Regions from separate parts of the Homo sapiens genome. Here region 1 is linked to region 2. The links are chromatin loops, found by intact Hi-C in ENCODE. Cell type or tissue: heart right ventricle. All regions are shown on one strand. Links, peaks and the distances in the headings refer to the core of each region. The heading gives the core; the rest is flanking DNA. Region 1 overlaps IQSEC1 (IQ motif and Sec7 domain ArfGEF 1). Region 2 overlaps IQSEC1 (IQ motif and Sec7 domain ArfGEF 1).

The links. Hi-C counts contacts between places; a loop is a spot of excess contacts. Peaks named below come from ENCODE experiments on the same cell type or tissue, not always from the same donor. Only the 100,000 strongest peaks of a DNase experiment are listed, where the experiment ranks them.
Region 1: a loop joins it to region 2, with 2.2 times the contacts of the local background. A loop is called at or near these places in 32 of 110 quality-filtered maps.

What each region holds. Positions count from the first base shown.
Region 1 is chr3:12,916,383-12,930,878 of GRCh38, forward strand. IQSEC1 (IQ motif and Sec7 domain ArfGEF 1) reads right to left here. Exons shown (of 14, transcript NM_001134382.3): 4 at 8,199-8,360; 5 at 5,738-5,860; 6 at 4,048-4,214. All of the region lies in intron 4 of LOC105376956 (a long non-coding RNA gene), which reads left to right. Among named protein-coding and RNA genes, the nearest start is that of LINC02022, 38 kb to the left of the region's middle. RefSeq lists an enhancer at 11,193-11,692. In heart right ventricle, for the core only: a CTCF peak has its summit at 6,783; a DNase peak (open chromatin) is centred at 10,446; H3K27ac peaks cover 5,302 bases.
Region 2 is chr3:12,977,043-12,991,538 of GRCh38, forward strand. The region is part of intron 1 of IQSEC1 (IQ motif and Sec7 domain ArfGEF 1); the gene reads right to left. Among named protein-coding and RNA genes, the nearest start is that of IQSEC1, 89 kb to the right of the region's middle. RefSeq lists an enhancer at 2,008-3,207 and a silencer at 5,665-5,714. In heart right ventricle, for the core only: CTCF peaks have their summits at 7,328 (motif pointing left) and 7,528; a DNase peak (open chromatin) is centred at 7,329; H3K27ac peaks cover 2,818 bases.

The DNA.
Region 1 (14,496 bases), core at 3,212-11,211, 62 kb before region 2:
GCCCTAACCACAAGCACACACTGCTTCTTTCTTCCTCCCCACTCTGAAAACCGCTGTGAGCAGAGAAACAGCCTTATACATATGGGAAATGCAAACTCGTTTTGCAGTGAGCTCTACCCTCACCCATCCGCCAGACTGCAGTCCAAAAGGCTGCAGTGCTTGGGGAACATGGACCTCCCACAGATGGCTGGCAGGACAGGAGATGCTCCAACCCGGGGTAGGCAACCTGGCAATGCCTGTCCAAATGACAAGTTCTAGCACCCTCTGGTCCACTGACTGCATTTGGGGAACTTATCCCATGGGAAATGAGACACATACAACGTTATCGCAGCACTGTTTCCAAATGGCAAAAGGCTGGAAGTAACCTGTGTACCCATTAACAGGGGAGTGCTCAATCATCCCACATCAGCACGACAGACTACTTACTACGCACCTGCCAAGAACAGTGAAGAAGGCCACAGTAAAGCACATGGGCCGTTTCTCTTAGATTTAGTAAGTGGGAAAAGCAAGGTGCAAAGTAGCAGGGGATAAAACCATTCCTGCATATGTGCACTTGCATGAGCGGAGCACAACTAGGGGGCACAGCCAGGAGAAGCCAAAATCGAGGAACTTCAGGGGCAGAGGCTATGCCCTGAGCAGGTGGGGCAGGGTGGGAAGGAAACTGCTAGGCACCTTCCAGTATTTTTTATTTTTATTTTCCTAAATAGACATTATTTTTAGAGCAGGTGTAGGTTCTCAGCAAAATTGAGCAGAAGGCAGACTTCCCATGTATGCCCTGCCCCCCGACACTCATAGCCTTCCACGCTGTCGCCATCCTCACCAGAGTGCTCCATTGGCACAATGATGAGCCTACACGGACACATCAGCGTCACCCGAGGTCCATGTTTTAGATTGGGGTCCACTCCAGATGCTGTGATTCTGTGGGTTTGGGCAAACGTAGAACGACCCTCATCCACCATTATAGCACCACGCAGAACAGTGTCACCGCCCTAAAAATCCTCTGAGCTCCGCATACCCATCCTCCCCTTCCCCAGCTCCTGGCAGCCACTCATCCTTTTCCTGTCTCCATAGTTTTGCCTTTTCCAGAATGTCATAGAGTTGGAATCACATAGCACGCAGCCTGTTCAGACTGGCCTCTTTCACTCAGTGCTACACACTTAAGTTTCCTCCACATCTCTTCATGGTCGATAGCTCACTTCTCTTTCGTGCTGAGCACTATTCCACTGTCTGGAGGCACGCAGTTTATTTATCCCTTCATCTGCTCAAGGACGTCTGGTGGTTGCCACATTTTGACAGTTTTGAATGGAGATGCTATAAGTATCCGTGTGCAGGTTTTTCTGTGGGCCTAAGTTTTCAGTTCTTTTGGGTAAATATCAAGGAGCACAACTGCTGGATCATATTACTTTCTGGCTTTCAAACTATGTGAATATCCATTCAAAAAATAAATTAAAAAATTTAAGAACAAACTTTAATAACAAGGAAAGACTCCTGGACTGGCTTCCGTGGTGAGCTACTCCGCCTTCACAGTCCTCCAGCCCCCAGGGCTCTCCCGCTGCGGGACCCACTGGACAAACTGCGCTGACCCACTCCAGAGAGGATGTGTGTTGGGGAGGGGGTGAGGATTTCCCTACAAAAAGGACAAGCTGTCCATGCACTCGGCACAGAGCACCAGGCTGGCTCCAGGAGTCCAGGGACCTGCCTGGCCTCAGCCATTTCTTGGTTGATGTGACCCTGGGCAGGTCCCTTCCTTCTCTGAGCCCTGATCACCCATTCTGAAGCATGAGGAAGATGAGAAAGAATGTCCCTGAGCTCTGGGCTGAAAAGGGGTGACTTGGTGGGGACAGCCCAGGCTTGGGAGACAGAACCTGCAGCTCCCTTCTTGGGAATGGGGTGCACAGCCCCTTCCATGGGAAGTGGGGAGGCTCCTGCCACCCTGTCATCCAGAGAACTGGCAGTACTGGGTGCAACCATGGACAGGACCCACAGAGCCACTGCCACTGAGGTACAGACTGGCCGCCACCTGACTCAGCAGCCCTGCCCTGCCAAGCCTTCTCTACTCTAGGCCAGTCATTTCTGGTTCCTCCTGCTATGTCTCATCCAGCATATCCCAGATGACGTGCAGGAGGTTCTAAAGTAAGAAAAAAAAAACCTGGCCAGGCACGGTGGCTCAAGCCTTTAATCCCAGCACTTTGGGAGGCCAGGGTGGGAGGATCACTTGAGGCCAAGGAGTTCAAGACCAGCCTGGGCAACATAGTGAGACCCTACCTCTAGAAAAAATAAAAATTAAAAATTAGCCGGGCATGGCAGTTCGCGCCTGTGGTCTCAGCTACCTGGCAGGCTGAGGCAGGAGGATCTCTTGAGCCTGGGAGGTCAAGGCTGAAGTGAGATATGATTGCACCACTGCACTCCAGCCTGTGCGACAGAGGAAGACCATGTCTAAATAAATAAATAAATAAATGTAAACAAATTATAGAGACCCTCAAACTGTCCCTGGGCTGCCAGAGGGACCTCTAAATATAAATAAATACATGAAGTAATTAAAACAAATCAGAGACCCTCAAACTCCCCCTGGGCTGCCAATAGCATGCAGCACACAGCTGGCTTTCCTGGAGGCGATGGCCAGCCTGCATCAGGGGTCATGCGGAGGTCTGTGAATCCTAGAAACAGGCTTGGCCCCATGAGAAGGGAGGCTCAGGATGAGAGGCCCCGGGTGGATGTAGAGGAGGCCCGGCCTCCTGGCTGCTGCTTGGACACCTGGGCCTGGGAGTACATGTTGTACCATCAAAGTGTCCACTGGTGGCCCTCGGGAGCTCTCAAGCTGCCTTGGTTCCCAGGAACTACAGACTTGATGGACTTGGGGCCTGCGATGCCCCTCAGACCTTGCAGGAGGCCACGTACAGTAACTGCTGGGTGCAGGGAATGGCTGTCCATGAGCTCTAAGCCACGCCCCAGCCTGCTCAGCGCCCCTTCCTGCCTCCCAAGGGAGGTGGCAGAACCACTCAGGTCTTGGAGCCTAGCTCAGGTGCCATCTCCCTGAGGCCTCTGCTACCTGGGTTTCCTGCCACAGCGGCACCCGCCACCAGGGGAAGGGGAGGGCACCTGGAGACCCCGGAGTAGAGCTGGAGCTGCTCCCTGGAGAGTGACACTGTTCAAGGAGAAGGGACGGCAGAACCGCTGTTGAATAAACTAAGAATGAACAGCTTTGTCAGCTCCACACGCTCTTAGAGCCAGGCTGTATTCACACTGGCTCTTCTTTGCTGTTACAAATAGTGACAACCTTTCCAAGGAACCCTCAGCCCCTGTTTTCAACCCACCCTCAGCTCTTGCAGCCAGGGTTCCCACAGGGACTGAGGGATGCGGTGCCTTCCTCCTTCCTTCCGGGGACCCTGGGGCACACAGGGGACACACTGGGCTGGCACAGAGCCACTTGGGAGAAGGTCACGGCCTTTTAGTTCCTTTCCTGTTTCTGATCACACAAGGATGCCTCGCTGCCTGTAGACTCCGCACCAACACCTCCCAGCACATGCCCACCTCCCTGAGGGCAGGGAGCCGGGTCTGCACTCCAGTGCCAGCAGCCGGAAGCCGCACTGGGCTAGAACTCAGCAGCACTGCTTTCTTTTCTTGCAAAGAAAAGAAAGAATGTATAATTACTTTCTACATGTGGCAAATGCTACTCATTCTCCATTTACAGTAGCGATATCAAGTCCCCTTTTAAAATATATACTTTTAGGTAAAGACACAAAGAAAAAGGCCAGTTTCATCCTTCAAGGACAAGCTAACAGTGTCACCTTCTCTGTGAGGAAGGTTTCCCAACACCTCGAGACCCCGGCCTGTGTCATGCAGCCTGTGTCCCACGGGGGCTCCTCTAAGGCAATGCTCTTTCCAGTCATCTGTGCTCCCCAAAGGCCCCTCCATGCCAGACCCTGGAGTGCCGGAGCACAGCTCCCCAACTGGAGGTTGCCTCACGCCCCTTACATCTGGGGAGGGCCTGGCTGGGGCAGGTGCTGGAGCAAATCTGTGGCTGGCCGACCGCCTGAGACAGCTCACCTCGGAGGTTCTTGATGAAGTCCTCTAGCTTCATTTTCCGCTCGGGCTTGACATTGGGGCTGTACATGTCGGTGTTCAGCAGGATGATGGCGAAGGCCAGGATGAAAATGGTGTCTGGGTTCCGGAATTGCCGCACCACCCCAGGGTTGCAGATGCAGTAGCGCTGGCTGCGGGCCGGGAGGGAGGGGGTCAGGGCCATGGCGCAGCAAGTGACACGGCCCCTCTCTCACCCGCTGAGGCTGTCATGTGCCGCTAAGCCTCAGCTCCTGCTTCTGGTGAGCGAGGATCACACCTGCCTGTCGGAGTTGGCCCTGACTACTCACTTGCCCTCCTCACTCTACTGTAGTCCCTCCTACCTGGATTTTAGCCGGGCACATGGCCGTCCTGGGGAGGACTACATTTCCCAGCTCCCGGGAGCTCAGAGTAGCCACACCACCACATTCAGCCCATGGGATGTGAACACATGTGATGTGAGTGCCTGTAAGGCTGGGCCCCTCTCCCCGCTGCCTGCAATGGGGACATCACAGTGGGTGTCAGGCCTGCCCTCCGGGACCTTGAGGTGAAAGCAGCCAGGGGCACCTCCACACCAGCTCAGAGGGAGAAGCACTCTGCCTTGTCTCAGCCATGGCTACTGAGGGGCCTCAGGTTCAACAGCTGTGGACCGACTGCTGCAAGAACACCCCCCTGCCTTGGAGTCAGCCCGCTTGCCACTCCCGCTGCCACCCCAGGGGCCCCTCCACTGGTGACCTCGTGGAGGGGCAGGTGACAAGAGGCAGGGACAGAGTAGAGGAGCCAGGCAAAGTACCGGGACTGAGGCTCAGGAGCCCAGCTTAGTGCCCTCCCCTCCAGGAAGCCGTCCTGGAAGGAGGTGGGTGCACCTTGCCTCCCGCCAGGGCCCTGGGGTTGTCCTCCCTCTGTGTCCTCGATCCTCCTGGCCCCATCACCAGTGTGGAGCCCAGAGGGCTGGGTCAGCAGCTGACCTGTGCCGCCCACACCCAGCACCAAACATGCAGGCTTCTACACTGCCAGTCTGCACGTGATCCCAGAATGGATGACTGCGTAGTGACCGCGAGCTCACTGTTGTGTCAGGAACTGGGCTAAGTGTGCCCACATGTCCTGTGTCATTTCATCCTTGCACCTCTTTCTAGGGTATGTGCTACTGTTATTCAATTTCACAGGTGAAGAAATGAGGCACAGAGAAGTTAAGTAACCAGCACAGGGCCACAGAGCCGGTAAGTGGTAGAGTCGGTGACTGAACCAGGCATCTGGCTGTCTGGCTTGTGCTCCGAGTCACTGTGAATGAGCAAATGAATGACTAGATAGATGGACTTGTGGATGAATGCAGAGCTTGGGGGGAATTAGAGGAAGAGCATTCAGAATCCTGATGTGAACAGCCAGAATCCTAGCAGTCGCAATCATAACCTCTTTCAACTTCAGTTTCCTCATCTTCACAATTAAAATAATCGGTACAGTCTTCTCCACCCCCACCACCTCACAATGGCTGAAAGGAGCCCGTCACAGTGCCTGGAACGTAGGAGGAGCCAGTACGATCACCCCCAAAGCAACATTCAGGGACACCTGGCCCTGTCTAGGGATGGTGGGGATGCAGTCTTTGGTCCATCCTCGGGCCCTGAAGCTGGGGGACACCATTCTTCCCTGATGCAGCAGCCCCAGCCAGCCCGGGCCCCACCTGAACGCCTCTATGAGCCGCTCCACTTTCTGAGCCTCCCCTTGGACACGGATGTGCGCCTGGAATTTCCTGAGGGCCTCATCCAGCTCCATGGTAGAGAAGTCCATCTCGTCCACGACGCAGCTGGAATAGAGACAGACAGCCCCGCATAAGCACCCCTTGCAGGTGCGACACGCCCAGCCCACCCCCAGGTGGTGGTGCCTGAAGCCCTGGGAATGGACCGCCTCCTGGCAGGGAGAGCCCCTGCCTGACTCCGACCAATCAGCCAAGAGCCCTCAGAATGCAGCAAAAAGACCTCCAGTCTTCTGGGGAGCCCACAAAGCCCCTGGAACTGTAGGGAAGCGCGTGTGCCTATATTTATGCTGGCAGTTTTCCCAGTGGGGCAGAGCATATGGTTATCTGGATCAAAGCCCTTCCCAAGAGACAAGCATTTTTAAGCACAGCCCTCACCAGGCACACAGTGGACGCCACTGTGAGTCTCCTCTCCTTCTGCACGGGGTTGGGGAGTTTGCTGCCATTTTCACAGTGAGGAAAGGGGCGCCCAGGGTGTTGACTTTCAGAATAAGCCTGTTCTCTTGTGGGGAGAGTATCGGGGTGGTGGGCTGGGTTTTGCAGATGCTTTTCCAGGGACTTGAAAGGGCCATGCACCCTCATCTGTGGGGCAGGGCCTGGAGGGGCGGCTGATGAATGGTCTCCACATTCTTCCCATGGCCCTGCCCCGGCACACCCTTCCAGTCCCTCCTATGGTGACCCCTGAACAGAGAAGATGGAGTCTGCACCAGGAGCCCTGAGGCAGGCTCCAGCTTCTGGCCAAGCTCCCTAATGATGCTGCGGTCACTCCCATGGGGCAGAGAGAGGCCTGGCCACACAGGGCCTGACCCCTCTCCCAGGGCCATCTCCACATGGGGGCGATGCAGCTGCTCCCACCCTCCTCTGAGCGCTCAAGGCCTCCTGGGGCAACAGCCTTGGAGGTGACTTCGGAGCAGTGGGGAGAGGGCAAGCAGGGAGCAGGCAGAGGATTTGCTGAGCAGCAGGAGCAGCGGCCCTGCAGATGCCTGGTGTGGTGGCCCGGGGGAGCCAGCCACTTCCTGAGGCCACTGCTATTTTCTGACCTGAGGAAAACAATGTGCGGATTTCCTAAGGACCAGGGACCGGCTTGGAGTGGGGAGTCGGGGCAGCATAGGAATGGCTGCAGGGGATGGGGGTGGGAGCTGGGCATTTACCAAGGAGCTCATGGGCTTTCCCCTGGACCTTTCCTCACGCCTGCTTCAAAGAGGGGAGGGGGCAGTAGCCACCCTAACGATACAGCAGGCTTCTCCAGGTGCTGAGCAGGGAGAAAGATGCCCAGCCTGTGCATGCTTGGCAGACCAAGGGCACAGATATTCTGCTGGTGCCTGCCATGTGCTGGCCACACTTAGCCTCCTGGGTGTGGGACGGGGACTACATGAGTGCCGTGTATGTGAGTCTGCGTGTGTGGGGATGTGTGCCCAGGCCAGCCCCTCCCACTCTGAGCCTTGGTTTCCCCACCCATGAGACAAAAAGGGCGACGGCACCCTCTGCCTCCTAGGGAGAAGCAGCAGAGATGGCAGGCGTACTGGCCAGCCCCAGGGAACGTGAGGCCTCGTGCTCCAGGGGCTGCTGCTCCCGGGCACCTTCTCCCCAGCCCTCGTTGGTCCCCTCGGCTGCACATGGGCAGGGCTGGGCGGCTAGAAGGGACTGCCCCTGGATGGCCAGCACTTCACCCTGCTCTGAGTGCTCTTCCTGGCCCACCCTTCTGGCTCAGGGAGTTGGGAACCCATTTTTCTGCAGGCTTTCAAGTAGCCGGGAGTGCTATGCTCACCAGCTCTCTGAACTGAGAAGAGCTGTGGAATCAGGAGGTGGGGGCAGGACGCACAGCCCCAATATCCCAGCCGGGAGAATGAGGCAGGGGCAGAGCGTGGCACGGGCCGCCCACGGGGAGGCAGGTCACTTGATCTGACTCCCCACCACTCTCCCCAGGGGTGAGTCAGGAGCAAACAGGGCATGCAGTCCATGCAGGAGGACAACAGCCAGGCCAGGGGAAGAGGCCCTGACGTCCAGCTGCCTGCTCCTGCCAGCCCTGCCATGAGAAGCTGCAGGAACATGGGTCACTGAGGGCTGTGATGCTTGGTGCTGGGTTGGATCAACCGTGCTTAGGGATGGAGGGAAGGGAGGGGCCAAGGGTGCATGCCAGAGGGTGGGCGGACAGGCAGTGGGGTTCGCATGTGGGATGGTGCATTGGAGGGCAGGTGCCCACCTGCGTGCTGGGCAGATGTGGGGCATCTGCATGTGTGTGTCTAGGACTTAGGAAGAGAGAAAGGGGGGCCCACCACATGTCCCAGCAAGTAGGGTGGGCCTGGCCCTGTGTGTGCCCACGGGTAACACAGGGTGCGTGAGGGCGTGTGTGGAATCAGGTCCCCCACCACCCCCATGCAGAACTTACTCGAGCACGTCACGGTTGAACTGCTTCTGCCGGTTGCCCAGGAACTCGCCGATCATCTGCCGGCTGAGGCCCTTGCGCTGCAGCAGGAAGTGGGCCACCCCGACGGGCGTGTCGGGCACAAAGCCACGCTCGATGAGGTACTGGACTCCCTTCTCAGGCTTCCTGGGGTAGGACGAGAGGCACACTCAGTCCCAGCTGCCCGGCCACCAGCCAGGCACCTGGAGGGGATCTCCGCTCAGTGGACGGTCGACATTCTCCCTCCCTGCCCACCTGCACCGGCCTTCATCCCTGTAGGCATTCAGGGGTCTCTAGTTCCATCTCCAGCCTGGGTGGGAACTCAAGAACCCAGGCTGGCACTGGAAGACCCTGGGCTCCAGGCATCCTGCCCTGTCCCAAAACCCAAATATGGGGGACCTGGTACAAACACCTTCACCTAGACTCACCCAGACCTTGTACAAAGAATGGGCTGGGCTGGCTGCAGGGGTGCTTCTGTGGGAGCTGGAGCTGGACCGTCACTCCCCTGCCCTGCCTGCAGCCCCTTCTCGGCTGCCGGGCACTGGCCCCAAACTCCCGCACACACATTCAGAACTGGGTTCCCTGTCCGGCCCAACTCCCTGCTCCCCTCAGTGTGAAAGCCGCCATGCCAGGCTGCACTTCTGAGCAGACTGGAACCCTCCCCGCCTGCCAACGGGTAATAACAGCAACCACAGCACCGGCGGGGAGAAATCGCTCTGTGCCGCCGCTGTTGAGGCGCCCTGTGCACACTAATTCACTCAATTCCCACTCCAGGAGGTCAGCACTCTGGTTACCTGCGGTGCTCAGGAGCCCAGACTCGGGAGCCCAACAGCCATATAACCTTCCAGGGGTCCTGGCTTCCCCTGCTGTAAACACTGAGGAAGTAGTCAGATGCCTGCAACGACGCACTCAGTAAGCACCGTAAGAGGTTTCTATGCCGAGTCCTAATTCATGGGAGGGTGATGAAGGTGCAGGAAGGCAGCATTTCTAGCTGGAGGTCACAGCACCAGTGGCAGGGCTGGCCATGCAGGGCTGAGTGTGTCCACTGGAGACCAGACCCCCAGAGCATGGGTCATTCCACTGGCTCCAGCTTCTTGGTGCCCAAGGTGTGTGCAGAACCAGGCCTGGGCAGGGATGTGCATAGGGCACGGCATGTGTGTCGTGGGCTGATGGGGCCTAGCGCCAGGCCAGAGCACACCAGGTCTGCACCTGGCCAGGTGTCTGTAGGGCCAGGCAGGCTGCAGGGACATGGCACTGACCTTGCTGCTCACACCAGCCCTGGGAGCAGGCCCTGCCCCGCTGTGGCACTCCGGCCGTGTGAGCCCTGGCAGGCCCCTTCTCCCTTGGGGCCTCAGACGTCCTGCCCATCTTGTGGTAGGTCTCTTGCTTGGCTGACCTGGCAGGGTGGTCCTGGTGGTCAAAGGGAGAGATTGGGCCAGGAGTGGTGGCCCACACCTGTAATTCCAGTACTTCAGGAAGCTGAGGCAGGTGGATCACGTGAGGTCAGGAGTTCCAGACCAGCCTGGACAACATGGTGAAACCCCATCTCTACTAAAAATCCAAAATTGGCTGGGCGTGGTATCTCACACCTATAATCCCAGCTACTCAGGAGGCTGAGGCAGGAGAATCATTTGAACTCGGGAGGCGCAGGTTACGGTGAGCCGAGATTGTACCACTACACTCCAGCCTGGGCGACAGAGCAAGACTCCATGTCAAAAAAAAAAAAAACAAAAAAGGAGACAGGCTGGTGTGAGAGGGCTTTGAAGATGGCCACATGTGACCCTGAAGGATGGGTGTCCTCTCTGGAGTTTGCCAGGCCACTCAGGGAGCTGTATGGAGCCATCAGGCCAGACTGGCTCCATGTCCCCTTGGACGGAGTCCTCAGAGTCACCGAGGGCTGTCAAGTGGTTGGGGACACCCTCCAGGGACACGTGCTTCCTCAAGAGTCCATGAGGAGCCCAGTGTGGCTTGGGCCCCCTTGCCTCATGGCACACCTAGAACCTGTGCTAGGGTGTAATCGGCCAGGTCATCCACTAATTAGGGGGCCGGGCCTGACCCCTTGCCCCAGCAGGTAGAAGTCAGCATTCTTCTGTCCCCGGGGTGGGGGGGATGGAGATGAAACCGGTGTCCACCTGCCCCATAACCTGCACAGTTCCTGGCTGACAGCAGTGCCCTGCAGACACCGCATTTCCATGTGCAAGTGAAAGGAAGCCTCCTGGCTGCAAGGTGACCCTGCTATTTTTATCCCAGGATGGCCACACCCGTAAGCTTGTCCCCAGGAGTGTGGCAGGGAGCAGACACCAGCCAGCTTGGTCCTGGCACAGAAGTGGTAATGGAGTGGCCCCGGTCCCTACCTGTCCCAGGGACCCAGGATGGAAGGACCAGGGTTTCACTATTCACAAGATCACATGCCTCGCTATGATTCGGGGGTCTCCAAACAAGAACTGCTCCAATGCCCCAGGCCTCTACAGCCAAGGCCAGAGCAGATTCTGGGTCCTCACCATCCTGCTCCATGCCAGCACCAGCCCACACCCTTCTCTCCCTCCCTCAGCTTCCAGGTGAGGGGTCGCCATGGCTCACCTACAGTTGGGTTTTCTTTGGCCCACACACTGTTAACAAAAAGAATTCTAGTTCGTTGCCAGTATTTAAAAACTGGAAGAGTGCACAAAAAATCTGGATTTCTGGCTTCTGAAAAATCAGACCTTCTGGCGTCCCTGGGCCTATGCTCCCTGGCCTCCACGGCAGTGAGTGGGGGAGCCGGGCTAGGCTCCCCGACCCCTGCTGCCTGGTCCCTTCCCCACACAGGTGCATGCTCTAACTCCACCCAGGCTGTCTGGTCCCTTCCCCACATAGGTGCATGCTCTAACTCCACCCAGGCTGTCTGGTCCCTCCAGGCCACCGCTGCAGTGACCAGGTCCAGGCCCAGCCGGGTCCCGCCTTCTGCCGCTGCTCTTTTTTTGCCCCCATCCACCCTCTGATGTGGATGTGCCACATCCAGGGACTTCCAGGACAAGGCTCCTCGGCCCTGGAGGTGCTCAGAGCACAGAGGGAAGAGGGGAAGGTGCTGTGGGAAGCGGGCACGTGGGCTCTTCAGGATTAGGTGAGCACCATGTGTCTGCTGGGCCAGGCACCTCTTGGTGAACACTGGCTGGGAGTAGGCCGTGGGCCCCTGCGGGTGCAGCTGAGAGGCCTAGTCTGTGCAGGGGGCAAGGGACAGAGACTGAGGTATCAGGCAATTTTCTGGGAAGAGGTGACAGTGAGGACAAAGGTGCTGAGGTGGGTGGGGAGACCTGAGAGGCTATTCCAGGGTTGAGCACAGGGACCCTGGGGGAAGGCGAAGGGGGTAGTGGGGCGGTGGGCAGACTGCACTGTACAGCAGGCCATGGAGAGGGGTCTGGCTTTCTCCCGAGTGGGCTGAGAAGCCCCAGTGTGAGGTCAAGAGGGTGGTGATGGGGTCCTAAGTCCACAAGAGCGATGCCATGCTGGGGAGATCGTGGGCCAGGGCCCAGCTGGCAGCTGAGTGAGGGGCTCCTGTGGGCACCTGGCCATGCTGCAGCAGAGGTGGGAGGGGGCCGGGTTGAGGACACAGTCTGAGGGCAGAGGTGTCAATATTTGCTGATGGATCTGGGTGGGGGTGGCCGAGGTGGGGGCGGTGGAGGTAGGAGCAAGAAGGACAAGGAGCAGTGAGTCCAGGATGGCGTCAGCTTTTAGCCTGAACCTAGTGCGGGCGATGGATTCCACCCGGCAGGCCTCAAGGGCCATACCGCAGAAGTGAGGATGCTCAGTGAGGGGGCCTAGGCCGGTGATGAAGAGCTCGCTGCTGACCTGAGGGGAACTAGGGAGAAGCTGCAGCTGGACAGCCAGGGCCGGCTCCAGGGTGGGGCTGGGAGTCTCCGCAAAGCTCCCTGCAGGAGTGACAGGCCCTCAACAGCCTCCCTGACAGCAGACGGCCAGGGCACTGGGCATTTACTGGTGGGAATCCCCTGCCATTGGGACCTTGCTACCCTCCCCTACTCCTAGCCCGTGTAATGAAGCCCTTCCTTCCCCAATCAGTCCTTGGTGGCCCTGCTGGGTGGTGAATTCTCCATCCACCTGTGCCCTGCCTCACAGAGTTCCACAAGGTCTGCCAAGCATCACACAGGTCGAAGGTGGGCCTTTGGTGTGGCCTTGGACCCCCACCACCTCCTCTCCTGGCAGGACTTTACTTTCCCGCCTGCCCTGGGGAGAGGGCTGCAGGACATGCTTCAGCCACTGAACTGTGAGCTGAGGGGTCTGTGTCACTTCAAGGGGGAAGCTGTGCGGTCCCCTATGGACACCCACCTCCTTCATTCATTCCACAAACATTTATTGGGCACCTACCCTGGCTAGGTGCTATGCTAGCACAGTTATGGTCCCCATCGTCAAAAAACATGCTTTCTAGTTAGAGAGGGATACAGACGGAGATAAAGTCCAAGAATACAGAAATATGCTACAGTACAAGCATCAGGGGCATGGCTGGGAGAGTCAGAAGCCCACACTTCCGTCTCAGCTCCACTTCTGGCTGGGCGACCCAGGGTGAGTGAACTTAGCCTTTCTGTGTGTCTGTATAATGGGGATGACAGCAGTTCACACAATGGTTACTGTGAAGAATCCATGAGTTCGTACTCATAACGTACCATGCCTCAGGCCTCAGAAACCATTTCAGGCTTCACAGCTGGAAGGAGAGGCCTGGGCTAGAAGAACTCACCCGGGGTGATGCCACAGAAAGCTGGGACGGCATCGACTTCAGCTGGAAGGGGCAGAAGGACGGGCAGGAAAGCCCACCCTGACGAGATGGCATTGAGCCTGGGCAGAGAGCCAGGAAGAAGGTCCCTGGTGGAGGGAACAGCCAATGCAAAAGCCTTGACAGGTAACAAAATGGGGGCACAGAAGGGTCAAAAAACTGGCTCCAGGTTGCCCAGCAAGATGATGGGTACCAGGACTTATAATCCACGCTTCTGCCCCAGAAGTCCCTAAAAATTCCCTCTACCCTCCGGATGCCCTTCCTGCTGCTGAAAATCCACTCCGTCCAACTCTGCAGTCACCCCATTCCCACAGTCCCTTTGTGTATACCCGTTACTCTTTCTTTAGCTCTTCTTGATTCCACCCTGTAAGGACCCAGCATTAACAGGTGCTGCCTGCAACATTCTCATCATCTATACCTGACCCACCTCTGTACCCCCGGCCCTGCTGCCCCCTAAAATGCCCCAGCAGGCAGTGTAGTCGGAGCCTCCTGGCTCCATCCCTGCTGTGTGCTCCCAGGTCTGGCCTTAGCTGCCTCCTCTAAAGCTGGCTGAGCCAGCTTTTCCTCACATCAGATGACGATTCAGATTCAAGTGTGACAGGTAAGCACAGACTGCACCAGTCACTTCCTGCACACGCATCTCTCATCGTCTTTCAGCGGCAAGCTGAGCTGCTGGTGGGAAGAGTGAGCTGTGTGAGGCTCTGAGGAAGAGCTGCTGCAAGGCTGTGGATTGCACGTGGGGAACACCTACCTGCTGGAGCAAAGCACTGAGTGCTTACCCTGGTATTTTCCCAGCAGGGGTGTGCAGGATCCAGGAAAGGGTTCTCTCTCTCTCTTTTAAGACCCAGGTCTCACTATGTTGTCTAGACTGGCCTCAAACTCCTAGTTTCAAGTGATCCTCCCGCCTCAGCCTCCCAAGCAGCTGGGACCACAGGCATGTGCCATTGTGCTTGGCTCCAGTCCTTTTTAACTGTTCAGGATGCCTAAGAGATGTGGAAGTGGATGGATGCCCAAGCACCTAGCTTCAGCCCCCAGGTTTCCCAGCCTACCCTCCAGCTCAGGCCCTAAGACCTAGTGGGCAGATTCTACTCTCTGCTCCAGGCCAGTCAGAGCCCTGCATCCTGCTTGCCCAAGTGGTTCAGGGAGAGGCACAAGAGCCAGAAGGAGCCGATGAGGGGAGGAGAATCTCTCTTCCTCCTACTGGGGTTGCCTTGAGGTCAGACTACAGGCCTGGGGTTCTCTGATGGCCCTCCTGCCCTGGGTCAGGGAGGATCTGGCAAGGGGCAGGGCCAACCCTAAGCCAGATGGAGCCAAGAAATACCCGGGACTTTTCAGGTCCGTGAACCAGTAAAGCCTCTTTGCTTAACCCAGTTTGATAGAGTTCCTGTCACATGCAACAGAGAAGGCCATGATTAACGCAGAGACCAACACAGGGTTTGGAGTGCCCGAGGATCTCCGTGGTCAGAGGTCTGAGCCCTGGTAACTGTTAACTGCTTGTGGGGGTGAGGATAGACTCACCAA
Region 2 (14,496 bases), core at 4,060-12,059:
AAGGAGGCGTCAGGCTGGGCACAGCAGCTCATACCTGTAATCCCAGCTGAGGGATTACAGGTGGGAGGCTGAGGCAGGCAGATTGCTTGAGCTCAGGAGTTAGAGACTAGCCTGGGCAACATGGCGAAACCTCATCTCTACTAAAAATATAAAAAATTAGCCGGGTGTGGTGGCACATGCCTGTGGTTCCAGCTACTAGGGAGGTTGAGGTGGGAGGATCAGCTGAGCCCAAGAGTTCAAGGCTGCAGTGAGCCATGATTGCACCACTGCACTCCAGCCTGGGCAACAGTATAAAATCCTGTCTCCAGGGAAAAAAAAAAAAAGCGCTATCCCGTTGGCAAAACGAATGGCCATCCTTGGTATACTTCGGTTTCTTTCCTGGTAGCTTTACCAAAACTGGGGCTTATCTGCATATGAAAATGGGTGGAGAAACTGAGGGAATCTAGAAAAAATACAGAGAGAAAGCTGCAAGGGCTTGCCCTCCTTCAGAACATCTCACCTGGATGTCACTGGCTTAGACACCGTGGCAGGGCCGGGGCTGCATTCCTGGTAGCTGTTGGGGAGACAGCCTGCTGCCTTTTATGTAGTGAGTTCACACCAAAGAACAGCTACCAAGGGAATGCAGGGCCTCTGCTGTAATGAATAGATACGTTCATTTATAATAAGTGCTGGGTTCACCTGTTTTGTAAATGGATGCCATTAAGTGCTCCTAAATCAACAGCGTCTCCTAAGTGAGTTAAACATCCCTTTTTGCAGTCATCTTTATGTTACTGATTTAAACAACACCTTCTTTTGTCCCAGTGGAAGGAAGACCTGACCCAACTCCACTGATTGAGAATTAATGGAGGCAGGACATGTGTGACGTGTGATTCACTGTTTGAATAAATCTGTCATTGAGAATGTGTGCATTCCTGAATGTGCTCAATAACTTCCCAGCATACCTTCCCACCTACTATGTGTTAGGCACTAGGCATCTCAGAGGCTGCAGATGTGGGCCCTGCCCTCAGGAAACTCGGTTGGGTAAGGGGAGTGAAAGTAATTCACAATTGGCGTCAACTACATTCCTGCATGAGTTCACATAATCCTGACAGAAATTCTACAAGGTGCGGATTGTTTTCTGATTTATCACAGAGGCCTTGAAGCCTAGAGAAGGTAAGTAATTTGCACTAAGACACACAGCCCATGTGATGAAGCTGGGATTAGAGCCCAGTAGGCTGACACTCAGCCTGTGTTCCTTGCACTCCAACAGTTGTCCTCAAAGTGGGGTCCTAGAAACAGCAGCAGCAGCAGCCTCAGCTGGGAATCATTTGAAATGCAAATTCCCACCCCCCAGATGACTGTAATACCTGCAGCAGTTTAAGAATCTTTGCACAGGGCCGGGCGCGGTGGCTCACACCTGTAATCCCAGCACTTTGGGAGACTGAGGCGGGCGGATCACATGGTCAGGAGTTCGAGACCAGCCTGGCCAATACGGTGAAACCCCGTCTCTACTAAAATAAAAAAAACTACAAAAATTAGCCGGGCGTGGGGCGGGTGCCTGTACTCCCAGCTACTCGGGAGGCTGAGGCAGGAGAATCACTTGAACCCTGGAGGTGGAGGTTGCAGTAAGCAGAGATTGCACCAGTGCACTCCAACCTGGGCAATAGAGCGAGGCTCAGTCTCAAAAAAAAAAATAAATAAATAAAAAAGAATCTTTGCACAACAGTAAGCCACTAAAGCCACTAAATGCAGTAATAGGAGCAACCTGGTAGACAGGCAGGAATGATTGCTAGCTGGTGGATTAGTCATTCAGGGAAGGCTTCCTGTAGGAGGTGATGCCTGTCTTGGGATTTGTGGCATGAATGGGAATTCACCGGGTGGCCCAGCAGGATAAAGGCATTGCAGGTACATGAAGTGGCAAGGGCAAAGGCTTGGTTAACTTGGAAAATATTCCTGTAGTTCTGCATCTACATGGGGCATGAAGTGTGGGGATGGGTGCGCTGTGGGGCATGAGGCCAGTGGACCGAGCAGGAGCTTCATCCTGTGAGGGTGTAAGCAGGAGTGGGAGTGACCTGGGTTTAGTTTTCCCAACAACCACATAGCACCTGTATACATTCCAATTACTTAACGCTCTTCATTCTATCAAGAAAACTTTATATCTGCTCCACAAGTGAAAAGCCAGCCTCACTAAGCATAAATTGAATTTTCCCATGAAAATAAATCAACAAAAACAAAATGCTGTTATAAACTCCTGCTTTGATCCTGTTATCAGCCCCATCCCTGAGGCCTGCTGTGTTTTGTTTACAACACAGATTAGCAAGCACAGAGAATCCACATGACAGGACGCCGCCAATAAAACAGAAGCATGCTTTTTATATCCTGATAGGGACTGAGATACAAGACATAGTGCTACATGAAAAAGGTAAGCTGAAGAATGCTGGATTTGGGTTACAAAAAAGGCGGACACATGCACGCAGCACGCGCACACACACACTCTAAGATGTCCCTGGACAGCGGTTGTCTCTGGGGAGGGGAATGGGACGTGGAAGGGCGTGGCGCATAGCTCACTGTGTACCCTTCTGTATGTTTAACTGTTGAACCATGACTGTATTACTCCCTATATAATCAATACATTGCATTAAGCCTTTGTGGGTGATAAAGAGACATTAAAGGTCTGTCAGCATGCCGACCCTCCTGTCTGATGTCATCAGAAGGGCGGAAAGAGCACCGGAAGGAGAACTCTCTCTCATGTTCCAGGTGGTATGCTCCATGTCACCAAGAGCTGAGCCTGTGCCTCACCCGGAATCGTTTCGCGGCCTGGATCTCATACTTCCTGAAACCCTGCTTGGTGGGTAACAAGGATCTAAGAATCCATTTTGCGCAACAAGAAACAGCATACTCAAGCGAGAAATGATTTCCCGACTACCTGAGGTGGGGGAAGGCAGCCTGGTGCCAGGGGCATGCAGCTGGAGGCCTCCACGTCCTGTTCCACTCTTCCTGGGAACAAGACTTGGCTGCTGCCCCACTGTGTGCCTCCTGAGCTGTGCAGAGAGAAGGAGAGGCGCTTGGGCCCAGGAGCACCTTCTGCACAGGGCAGGTGTAAGGGGCTGCACCTCTGTTATCTCCTGTAATGCTCCCACCACCCCTTCAAGTGGGCCCTCTTAGTCCATAGGAAACAGAGGCACAGAGGGGTTAAATGACTCACCTCCAGGCCACTCAGCTGGTGGTGGCAGAGCTGGGAATCCAACCTGTTTGCCCATGCACTGGTGACAAAGTCTAGGAGCCCCTGAGCCAAGTCAGCCTTTGGCTGGTACAAGAACCTGACCCCACGAACTAAAAGTCTTCAGTCTTGAGACCCAGACGGACCACTTCAGGCTCCTGGAGTTGATCCATGATGAGCATCCCTCATGCAACACAATCCACAGACAATTGTTTCTCTAGCAATTTCCATAAATAACTGTAATTTATGTGTTAATAGCAAAGATATCAAGGTTTGGAACCCCCTGGAGTGTTAGGAACATGATTTGTAACTACAAACACACAACAATTTGTTCAACATGCCAGCTACATCTTCAGTAATTACTACCCTGGTTAAGGATAATTCCACATTCAATGCCCTGCCATGCACGGGGAGGGGAGATCAGGAGGGAGGGGCTGGGATGGGACCTTGCCTGTGTTCCTCACTTCCTCGAGGCCCTTTCCTCTTCCTAAGAGCCCTTCTGTTCTCTCCTGTTTTGGGCCTCGTCTGGTCCTCCAGGCATTTGGACCTGGTGAGCCTCTCACTGTCCAGCCCTGCCTGCAGGGACCCAAGTAGGGCTGCGTGGATGCTCCTTCCTGGGAGGAGCACTGTGAGCAGCGTGACAACCATGGCTGTCTTAGCCGATCCTGCCTCTTGACCTCAGGAGGGACCCTGCTCCATTATACTCCTTCCCTCTGCACTTTGGTGAGAGGAGCCAATCAATTCTCCCTTCCTCTAAGCAGTGTTCAGGTGAGTTTCTGTCAACTGCAACCCAAGTGTCCTGAGAGATCAATGCAGGATGGAAGCTCGCCTCATCTGATGGATGAACGAGGCCCCACAGCAGCCACTCCAAGGGCAGCAGAGGGGTGAGGCTTGGCGGGGTCGTGCTTAGGGGGAGCAGGAGCCAGCCAGACCTGGGTTTGAATCCTGGCTCTGCCACTTCCTAGCTGTGTTGCTTTGGGCAAATCACAGAAACTCTGAACTTCAAATTCCTTCCCTATAGATGAGGATAGTAATATCTACCTTGTAGGGCTAAGTCATTGATAAAGTTAGCTATACAAGGTGTCAGACTGTGTGTATGGCATTGCCACATTTGTGTTTAAAAATGGGGGGATAACATTTGTTTCTAGGCATTTGCTTATGTATATGTGAAACTCTGGAATCGGACACAAGAAACTAATAACACGAGACATCTCTGGGGGGGAGAACCGGCTGCTGGGGGACTAGTGTTGTTTCGTCACAATTCCCCCGTTCCCTTTCACTCCCCAAGTAGAAACAACAGGGGGAACTTTTCACCATATACCCTTTTGTATCTTTTGAATTGTAAACCATGTAAATAAACATGTTAGAAACATAGACAAAGCTAGATAAAAAATTACCATTAAAATTATTCTTTATCATAAAGAATTGTGAAGTATGATTGTAGAATTAGCTGTGAAATCTCTCTCTCATATATACATGCTAATGCCAGGCTGACAAAGGACACCCGGAAGAGCTAGCTGTGGAGGACCCGCCTCCTGCTGCCTGTCCCCTCTGCAGCAGCTTGGTGAGCCTCGAGTCCGCCATGGGGTCAGGAGCCGGGTGAGACCAGCCCGCATCCTCTTCCCCATCTGCACCCTGAGCACTTGCCTCCTGGCATCCCACAAGGGGCCACTGCTGCCTGTTCCATAGATGGGGACACTAAGACCCCAGGTCACAGGCTGCAACTGGAGATCCCCAGACAGCTCTGGCCCCAGATGGTTTCTGTGTGACCTGAGCTGGATTTGGGGCTTCCTGTGAAAGCTGGATGCACTGCCACATGGGGCCCACATGAGTTCCTGCCTGCCCACCTGGGACTGGTGCTGAGTCACTGTGGTGCCCTGTTAGCAGGTTAAGCACTGTTCTGCCAAAATCCCCCCCATTCTCTTTTGCGCCCCATATTGGAACCCACCATCAGTTGTCCTTTAGCATTTTATCAAACACGCTTAAAAAAAGTATAGGCCAGTGGTTCTCAAGCTTTTTGGTGTCAGGCTCCCTGTACACTCTCAACTGAGGATCCCAAAATTGTTTATGGGTGTGATATCTATCATCATTTACCATATTAAAAAATTAAAATTAAGACATCATCAACCTTGAGACATCTTTATAGCAAAAGCCTCAGTCTATCCACCAACATGTCAGGTGGCCTCTAGAATATTCTACAGCACACTTGTGCAAGAATGATGGTGATAAGGCAAACAACAGCTGCTTGTTGTTATTTAAATGGTTTGAACTCCCTGGACCACACTTTGAGAAACATTGCCATTAAAGAAAAAAATGTTCTTAGCCACAACCAACGCCAGCACCCATGCCATTTGCCTGGCCCCCGTGGGTGTTTAAGTCTAAGCCCTGTTCTAGAAAGAGAGAGAGGAACATGCTCTGGGTCCTATAGGCAGAACTGACTGGGGGGTCCCCTTTCTAGTCCTGGTGGCTGAGGCTGCATGACCCTGCTCAGCACCACAGCTTGCAGCCCCTAGTACTGACAGGAAAGAGCTGCCTGCCTGTGGTGGGGCTGTTGTTGGTCACTTCAGGAAACAAAACAGCATCAGCCCCCATCTGCTGTGTGCCTGCCATGCACCAGGCACTGGAGGAAACCGAGGCTGTTTGAGAAATCACTAGTCCAAACGTTCCCAGCTTGCAAGAGACAGTGGCAAGGTGCGGGCCCAGGTAACCCTGTCCTGAGGCTGCAGAGGGAGGCCCTGGCCGTGGTAATCAACCTTCAGCAAGGTACAGCTGTCTGCCCTCTCTGGGTGCTTGTGCGTGGGATGGAGGGTGAGGAGTGCTATTGCTCACTGGGGGCTCCTGAGGGCCTTCCCCACTGTAACTCACTTGCACCTGCCCCTCCTATGAGACAGGGACTTTATGGCCAGCATTCCGCTGGCCCCAGCTGCATAATCCAGATCTGAACTGGGTGCTCCAGCTCCAGCACCTAAGCCCCATCCTCTGCAAACAGGGGTTTCACCCAACCTTCCCCAGGTTGGGCATGGTGGCAAATTTAGATCAGATTAAAACGACAGCTCAGGGCACAGCTGGTAGAGCAGTCCTCGGAGGGGATGAAAGGTGGCGTGGTGACAACTGCAGTCTGGGTGCTGGCTTGGGGGCGGGTGAGGAGCAGGAGGAAGCATGGCTCACTCCTGGCCTGACCAAAGCAATCCCCAGCCCCACCTCTCACTGGGTTGGTCTTGGCAGGTCCAGCCCACCCACCACCTGTCACCCTGCTGGAGAACTGCAGCCTGGCCTTCCTAGCCCCGAGACAGAGCGGCCAGGATGAAGTGATGCCCCAGCCTTGAGCAGGGTGCCCAGAGGGGGTGCTGAGCCAGCCCCTGGAGCCCACTCAGCCCCGATTCCACCTTCTTGGCTCAGCTCCTTCAGGGACGCCTGGGCTGACCTCACAGGCCACGCTGGGCAATTCCTCCCAGCACCTGGGCGATGCTGTTCAGAGGACAATTTCCCTTTCCCTCTCCCCTCTGGACAGCTCCGTGAGGATAAGAATAAGGTTGTCCGACATACCCCACTTATGCCCAGCCTCAGCACGGCGCCTGGCACAACTAGCTGCTGGATAAATATTTGTGGATGAAATGAATATGCCCAGCTCATGTATGTCCCTGTCCCCAAATCCACATGCCTTTAAAAATAAAGCACCTACCTTCAAGGGGGCAGGCAGAGAGGTAAGGGCCTTTCATACGTGGGTTCTGGGGGATAGTAACATGGTAAACAGATGGTCTGCACAGAGCTGTCCTGACCCAAGGTACAGAGTGCCAGAAACAGCTGGAACTGAGATAGGGACCCAGGCCTTCTCTAAGTCAGGCCATCCTCCAGCCCCCAAGGTCAGGTCCATGGTCCAGTTCTCTCTGAAATTCACCAGGCTGGGTCTAACTCAAGCCGCTCCCATGGATCGGGGAAGGTGTTTGGAGTTTCCTTTCCCCTGGGGTTACCAGCAGAGTCCCTGGAGGGAGATTCTAGACAACTGAGCACAGGAGGACCACGGGGAGATAGGGAGGAGACCCCATGCCTTTGCTAGCGAGCATACTCAAGTCTAGTTTCACCATCCACATGTAGGGCCCCTGAGTAAATTTGTAAAAGGCGCCCTCTTCTGGTGGATACAGCCCCACAGGCCCAGGGCTGAGCTAACAAGAATGCCATTAGAGTGCAGTTGTTCCTCTGCCAACTGCCCTCATGCAGTGCACAACCTGAGTATCTGTACATTTGGGAGTGCCTGGAGTTCTGCCCCACAGGGTGACAGTGACTCTGGGTACCTGCCACCCTCCCAAGACCAACAGTGAATGCTGCTCCTCCTTTCAGGGGGCTGGGAAGCCTAAGGGCCATGCATGCACGACCTGTAGCCACATGGAACCACCTGCTGCCTTCCTGGGGAAAGATAAAGCCCCACCCCTCAGCCCCCTAGGAGATTTACATGGACAAAGATAAGTCGCTTACAGGTCCAGAAGTCACAAGATCAAGAGAAAACATGTTAGCCAGACTTAGCACTGCCTTCAGCTTCCTCCCAGTGCACTATTAACACTTTTAAAGCAATTACATTTTTTTTTTTTTTTTTTTTTTTTTTTGAGACGGAGTCTCACTCTTTCGCCCAAGCTGGACTGCAGTGGCGCTATCCCGGCTCACTGCAAGCTCCGCCTCTTGGGTTCATGCCATTCTCCTGCCTCAGCCTCCCGAGTAGCTGGGATTACAGGCGCCCACCACCACGCCCGGCTAATTTTTTGTATTTTTAGTAGAGACAGGGTTTCACCGTGTTAGCCAGGATGGTCTCGATCTCCTGACCTCGTGATCCGCCCACCTCGGCCTCCCAAAGTGCTGGGATTACAGGCGTGAGCCACCGCGCCCAGCCGCAATTACATTTTTAAGTAGTCAAATTTTTAAGGCAATCAAGACTGCATCCCTACATCACAGGCTTTAGCCCAAGTGGGCTGGGTGAGGTATGGCTTGCTTGGGTCTTGAAGGGGGCACACCCTCAGCCCTCTCACTGAGGCTGCCATACACGCTGGGCTCCCACACTGAGTCAGGAGCCCAGAGAGGGCCAGGGCTGCCTCAAGGTCACCCAATGGCCAGCTGGCAGTCAGGCTGGGCCCGAGTCAGGTCCCCAGGCCCCGCCCTTGCTCTAGATCCAGATCTGCTGGAGCCTGGGGGTGGGAGAGCTGGTCTCCAACTTGGGCCTTCACTGGGCACAGAGACACCGTTCTTTACTGCTTAACAATCCCCCCCCCCCCGCCAACCGTTTGCCCTGTGCCAGGCTGCAGCTTTCCTTAAGTCCTGCTGACAAGGAAAATCTGGTGCCAGCACCCACAAATATGTGTGACTTCTGGAGGGAGGCAGCAGCCTGGGTTCCCCAGGCCAGAGTGGGCGGATTTAAAGGACGGGTGGCAGAGTGGGGGGGGTCACTGGATAGGGGAGGACCAAACTGCCCAAGTATGTCTGGGATGGAGGGTGATAAACGTTTATATGTTTTTGACCAGATACCTGAAAAATACTTTCCATGTTTCTAGGGGGGCACATACATAGTCTTCACTGCATATTCTTTTATAATGTTTAAGATTTTCATCATGGGCCTGTATTTCCTAAGCAAATATTAAATTCATAGATCTAAACCCATACATAAATGGCCCAGGCAGAAAAGAAAGAGACAGGAGCTCAGAATTTCAGAAGATGAAGGGACCCCAGATACTGACCTTCTCTGTAAAAATGAAAGCTAGGGTTGACTGAGTGCCCATGGGCCTTGCCTGTTGGGCCATGTTTTGAAAGCCCTTCTTTACCATCTCATTTCAGCCTGAGCGACCTGAGGAGGGAGATGCTATTACTGACATCTTCCATGCTACAAACGAGGAAATGGAGCAAGGTCACCGCAGGCTGGACCCCTGCGCCCAGGTCACACCCACTGGCCAAGGCTGACAGCATGCTACAGGGAAGGCTACGTCACAGGCTGGGCTGGGAGCTGGGCTGGGACCTGAGGCTCTGGCTCCTGCTCTTTGTCCCGACTTTTTCCCCAGAGGCCTAGAGTTCCCTGGAGCCCCAGGTAACAGCAGCCCTGCGCCAGAGGCAATGTGCCTTGTCAGACAACTGAGAGTTCCCCGGGGGCCAGGAGCAGAGCCTGCAGCTTCCTTGGGGTCACACAGGCAGACTACTGAGATGCAGGTGGCCATCCTCAGCCCCTCTGTGAGCCTCAGTTTCCTCATCTATGAAACAGGTGAATCTTTCCTACCTTGGAAGGCAGGAGTAACGATGGCCCAAGATGAGGTATCTGACACACAGAGGTGCTCAGCACGCACTCATTCCCTTCCCCTCTCCCCTGCCTGGTGAACCCGAGAGTGGGAGGTCGGTCCTCTACTGGCTGCGTCCTGCCAGGCCAGGCATGGGGCACCGCCTGGGGAAAGGCACCAGGGTCTAGGGGGCAGGCTAACGGCTGGCAGTGACCCTCCCACCCAGAGGCACATACTAGGCACTGAAGAGGACGAGGAGCTGGGACGAGAACCAGGCTGGCAGGGTGCCTGTGCGCATATGTGAGCTCATGTGTGCTCCCCACAGGGGACCGAGACCCGGCAGGGGCTTGCTGTGGGCTGTGGCATCTCCCAGATCTCAGCTGCCCCAACAGACCAAGATAGAAGGAGCTTGGGAGGGGACATTTTATTTTCCAGCTAGAGATACTAATAGTGGGGCTGGCCCATCCCACCCTTCCCTTACCTTGGTCCAGTGCTGTGGGTGGGGGCCTCCTGCCACAAACAGCCGCAGCCTGGCTGGCTTCTCAGGCCTCCTCTGCTGCCCACACAGATGAGCTCCCTCAGCCGTCCCCCATCTGGTGCTGCGGCCAGTGCGGGTCATAAACCCTGAGCCCCTGCTTAATCCGCCAGCTCCCGAGTCAGCGCCAGCCAGACACGTGACACTGCAGCCCCACAGACCTGTTTGGCAGGAGCAGCAGCTGGTCCTGCTGGGGGCGGGGAGGGCTGTCCGCCTTGCCCTCGCCCTGTCCCTACCACCTCCCAGCCCACAGCCTGCAGTTGGGCCACTGCCTGCCTTGTAGCGAGAGGTATGGTACGTGCTGGGGGCAGTGCAGGTAGGGAAAAGAACACGGTTCTCACCAAATGGTGCCGGGCCACCTGGGAATGGGTATATGTGTGCACCTGGGGCCGTGCATGTGCACACATGTGCATGTGTCAGAGAGAGAGAGAGAGACCGTAGATGAAAATCTATTCCAGGTGGATTAAAGACCTAATGTGAAAGGTGAATAACGAGAATCTTCATGATTACAGGGTAGGAATGAGTTTCTCAAAACACGAAAAATGTTAATAAAGTGAGAAAGTTGACTACTTGAATTAAGAATTCTGAAATTGAGAAGTTTATCCCAACACCCTGTAAAGAGTGAAAAAGGCAGGCAGGAGGGAGGGAGAAGAGGTCTACAATGTGGATAACTGACGAAGGATTAGAATCTGTAGCACCCAAAGAAGCCTCCAAATCGTAAAGAAATAAAAAGACAGCCCAAGATGGGTGAAAGGCATGAACAGGCACTCCACCAATGATGAAATCCAAACAGCCAATGGACAAACAAAAGATCCCCAACCTCATCGGGGAGATGCAAATTCAAACCACAGCAAGAAACCATTACCCACCCACCAGGTGAGTGAAAACGACAAAGACCGACAATGCCCAGTGTGGGGTTGGGGCAAGGCTGTATGCTTGCTTTACAGCCAGTATGTGCCCCAGAGACAGCTCATGCCATGTGTGCTGGGACACAGGTTCAAGAGCAACAGCCCCAAACTGAAAACAACCCATGTGGTCCATCACAGTAGACTGCATACATAAGCTGTGGCCTGTCGATACAATGAAATACTATTTATTTAAAAGGACAGCTGGGCGCGGTGGCTCACGCCTGTAATCCCAGCACTTTGGGAGGCCGAGGCAGGTGGATCACTTGAGGTCAGGAGTTTGAGACTAGCTTGGCTAACATGGCAAAACCCCATCTCTACTAAAAATACAAAAAATTAGCCAGGCGTGGTGGTAGGAGCCTGTAATCCCAGCTACTGGGGAGGCTGCGGCAGGAGAATTGCTTGAACCCGGGAAGTGCAGGTTGCTGTGAGCTGAGATTGCGCCAATGCACTCCAGCCTGGGCGACAGAGCGAGGCTCTATCTCAAAAAAATAAAAATAAAAATAAAAATAAATACAATAAAAATAAAAGAATGAACAGCAACTTATTGCATAGGTGAATCTCGCAGATGCAACTTTGAGCAAAAGGAGCCAGACCTGAACAAATATCCACAGCCTGTTTATATTCAGCTCAAAAATAATAAAAGCAAAATTATATTGTAAAAAGCTGTTCCATAGGTGGTACGACAGGAAGGGCAAGAGGGACATTATTAGCACAAAGTCAGGATGACGACAATCTCTGAGGAGCAGGCTGGGGAGGGGCACACGGGGGCTTTGGGCAATGCTCAGTCTCTTGACCCATGCAGTGGTCACACGCATGTTCTTATTTTTCTTTAAGCTGTGCATGTTTGTCCTTGCACCCTTCTCTATGACAGGTGACCACATTTAAAATAGAAAGGTACATGTGATAAGGGTGGGGAAAGGCATGGACTCCAAGCTGTGACTGCAGAGCCACCAGGCAGCAGCATCCGAGCTAGAAGGGCTCATCTTGCTCTCTTATGTCACAGACAAGAACTGAGGATCAGAGACAGGAAGGAACTTGCCCAACGATGCAAAGCAAGTTAGAAGCCAGCAGGGCCAAGACTAGAATCTAGGTTAGGCAAAGCCCAAACCAAGGCTCTCCTCTCTGGTCTCTTTGGAAGAGTTCTTCCATTGCAAATCACATTTAACACCAACTGGAGCAGATGGGTTGATTTTAGCATTTAGCACTCCAAAATTATTTTGTTTGCTTATGTATTGTGGGTCTCTTGCCACTAGAATAAAAGCTCCCGGAGGGCATGGCTTTCGGTCTCTTTTGCTCCAGTGGTAACCCCAGCACCAAACTGAAAATCTGGCACATAGTAGGTGCTCCATAAATATTTGCTGAATGAGTAAATGAATGGAGCTGATGCTTCTATTTGCACTTTCAGATCCTAGAAATCCCTGGTGGCTTCTGTGATATCCCAAAGGAGAAAACAGAAAAACAACTGTATGATACTGACACACTTTCACAGAATTATCTTCATAACTGCCTTAGGAGGTGGGTACCATCATCACCCCATTTTAAAGAGGAGAAAACAGGGAGGCCTAGTGACTTGTCCAAGGTCATGCACAAAGCTAGGAAGCTGACAGCTGGAATTCGAACCCAGCCCAGCTGCCTTCAAGCACCCCTAGGATCACTGAACTGGAAGCACAGAAAGGCTGAACCCCATCCATGACTCTGAAGCCCCCAAAAGGCTGGCTGGCCCTGGGCCACTCCACACACCTGAGCTTACCACGATCTGTGGGATTCAGTCCCTCTTGTCCTCACCCGCCCTCAACCCTCCTGAGTGCTGGTTCTGACTTCTAAAGTGTTTTTCCGGTCTCTTCCAAACTCGCAGCCCCCAGTAAGGAAGCCTGGGTAGGGATTAGGTCCCCCATGATAAAGATGGGGAAGCTTTGGTTCAGGGAGGGGAAGGGACTTGTCCAGAGCAACAAAGAGTCCGGCTCTCTGACCTAAAGGCCTCCTAAGTTAGAGTGACAGACAGAGACCCCAGCTGCTGCTCAAGGATTAGCCATAAGATGCTCAATTTTCTTCCTGGTTCCTTTTATACCAAACCCTCAGTCCACTTGGATAAGCCCCAAACCTGGTCCTAGTTCAGCATCTGGCTGAGCTAAATAATGAAATGCTCCCATAATACCCCTCGGCACTTGGCTTTATTAAAACACGTTGGCACTTTTAGGATTGTTACAAACCTGTGTTACTATCCTGATAGCTTTCCACCAAGTCCTTGGATCACTGAAAAAATAAATCATTGGCTGTGGGAGTCTTGGAGCTAAAATGGTCCTGCAGGGCATCTCAGCTAACTGAAATTTGTGAATCCTCCACCTGGCCTCACTCCACACACCGATGAGGGAAACTCACTGCCTTCTAAGGCAGCCTGTTCCTTGTTTGGATTCAGCTCAGTCTCAGTCAGGCACAACAAGAACTTATATCCTCCCCTGGCACTAGGGATGAAGTAATGCCTCAGGCCCCACTCTGCCCTCAGGGAGTTCACAGTCTGGAAGAAGAAATTGTGTAAGCACAACTGGATAAGGAATGACGCAGGCCAGGGTTACCTTCTAAAAAGACAGCAGGTAAGGCCCAAGCTGTGTGTACAGAGGTCATTAGCTCCCACAGCTGGCTTTCTATGCTGTCACACACGGCACGCAGGGATTTATTTGGGTCAGTCTGGACTCCGCGCACTTGAGTCTGAAGCCCTTCCCAGAGGAATGCCACCCTGAGGGTGTCTGGGTACACAGACTGGTAAACTGCTGGGGCTCTGGGGCAACCGAGCAACGCTGAAAGGACAATCAATGGTGCAGCATCCTACATCATTCCAGCTGGCCTGTGGGATTGACACTGTTTTAATATTATGCTTCGAGAACCATCATACAAGGGAATGATAGGTTTGTGGTTTTGCAGACGAAATGGGAAATACATGTGAAAGCCCCTGTGATCAGGTCTGGCATGGAGTAGATGCTTAGAAAAAAATGCTCGCTGGGTTTGCACTGCAATCCTGCTGGATTAGAAAGCCACATACACAGTTCTCTGAGTCACAGTTCTCTAAGTCACTGAGAATTTAGCAGCCTGCTTCCTGCTTTTCCAAACTGACGCTTGCTATGATGGCCCCACTGAATAGCCCCGAGGCAGGGGGTGAGAGGGAGTCTGGAAGACTGGTATATTACCAGGGGTCTAAAGTCAGTCCCTACCTGCGCCCTGCTTTGCATCGCCCTTCTGTTCAGTGATAATGGTATCCCCGCGGGGAAGATTCAGGGACTCAGGGCAGGATTTGCCAAAGAGGTATCATGGATGAGGGTGATGAAGGATGAACGGAGTTTGCCAGATGGCAGGGGTGGGGTGTTCCTTCCCGCAGGAGCCAAAGCAGGGCGAGGCGGGGGCCCAGTGGAAAGGCAGGGGGCTCCAGAAAATGCTGCTCCCACAAGCAGGTTTGCATCTCACTGCATGGTGGTAATGAATGCTGATCTGAGATGCGGCAGTGCGTGGGACCCCAGTCTACACGGACCTCACCAACAGAATGGGCTTTTGCCAGCCTCTTGCACGTGAGAAACACCTCTTGATAGGAATGAGCAGCCCCCCACTCCCCACCTG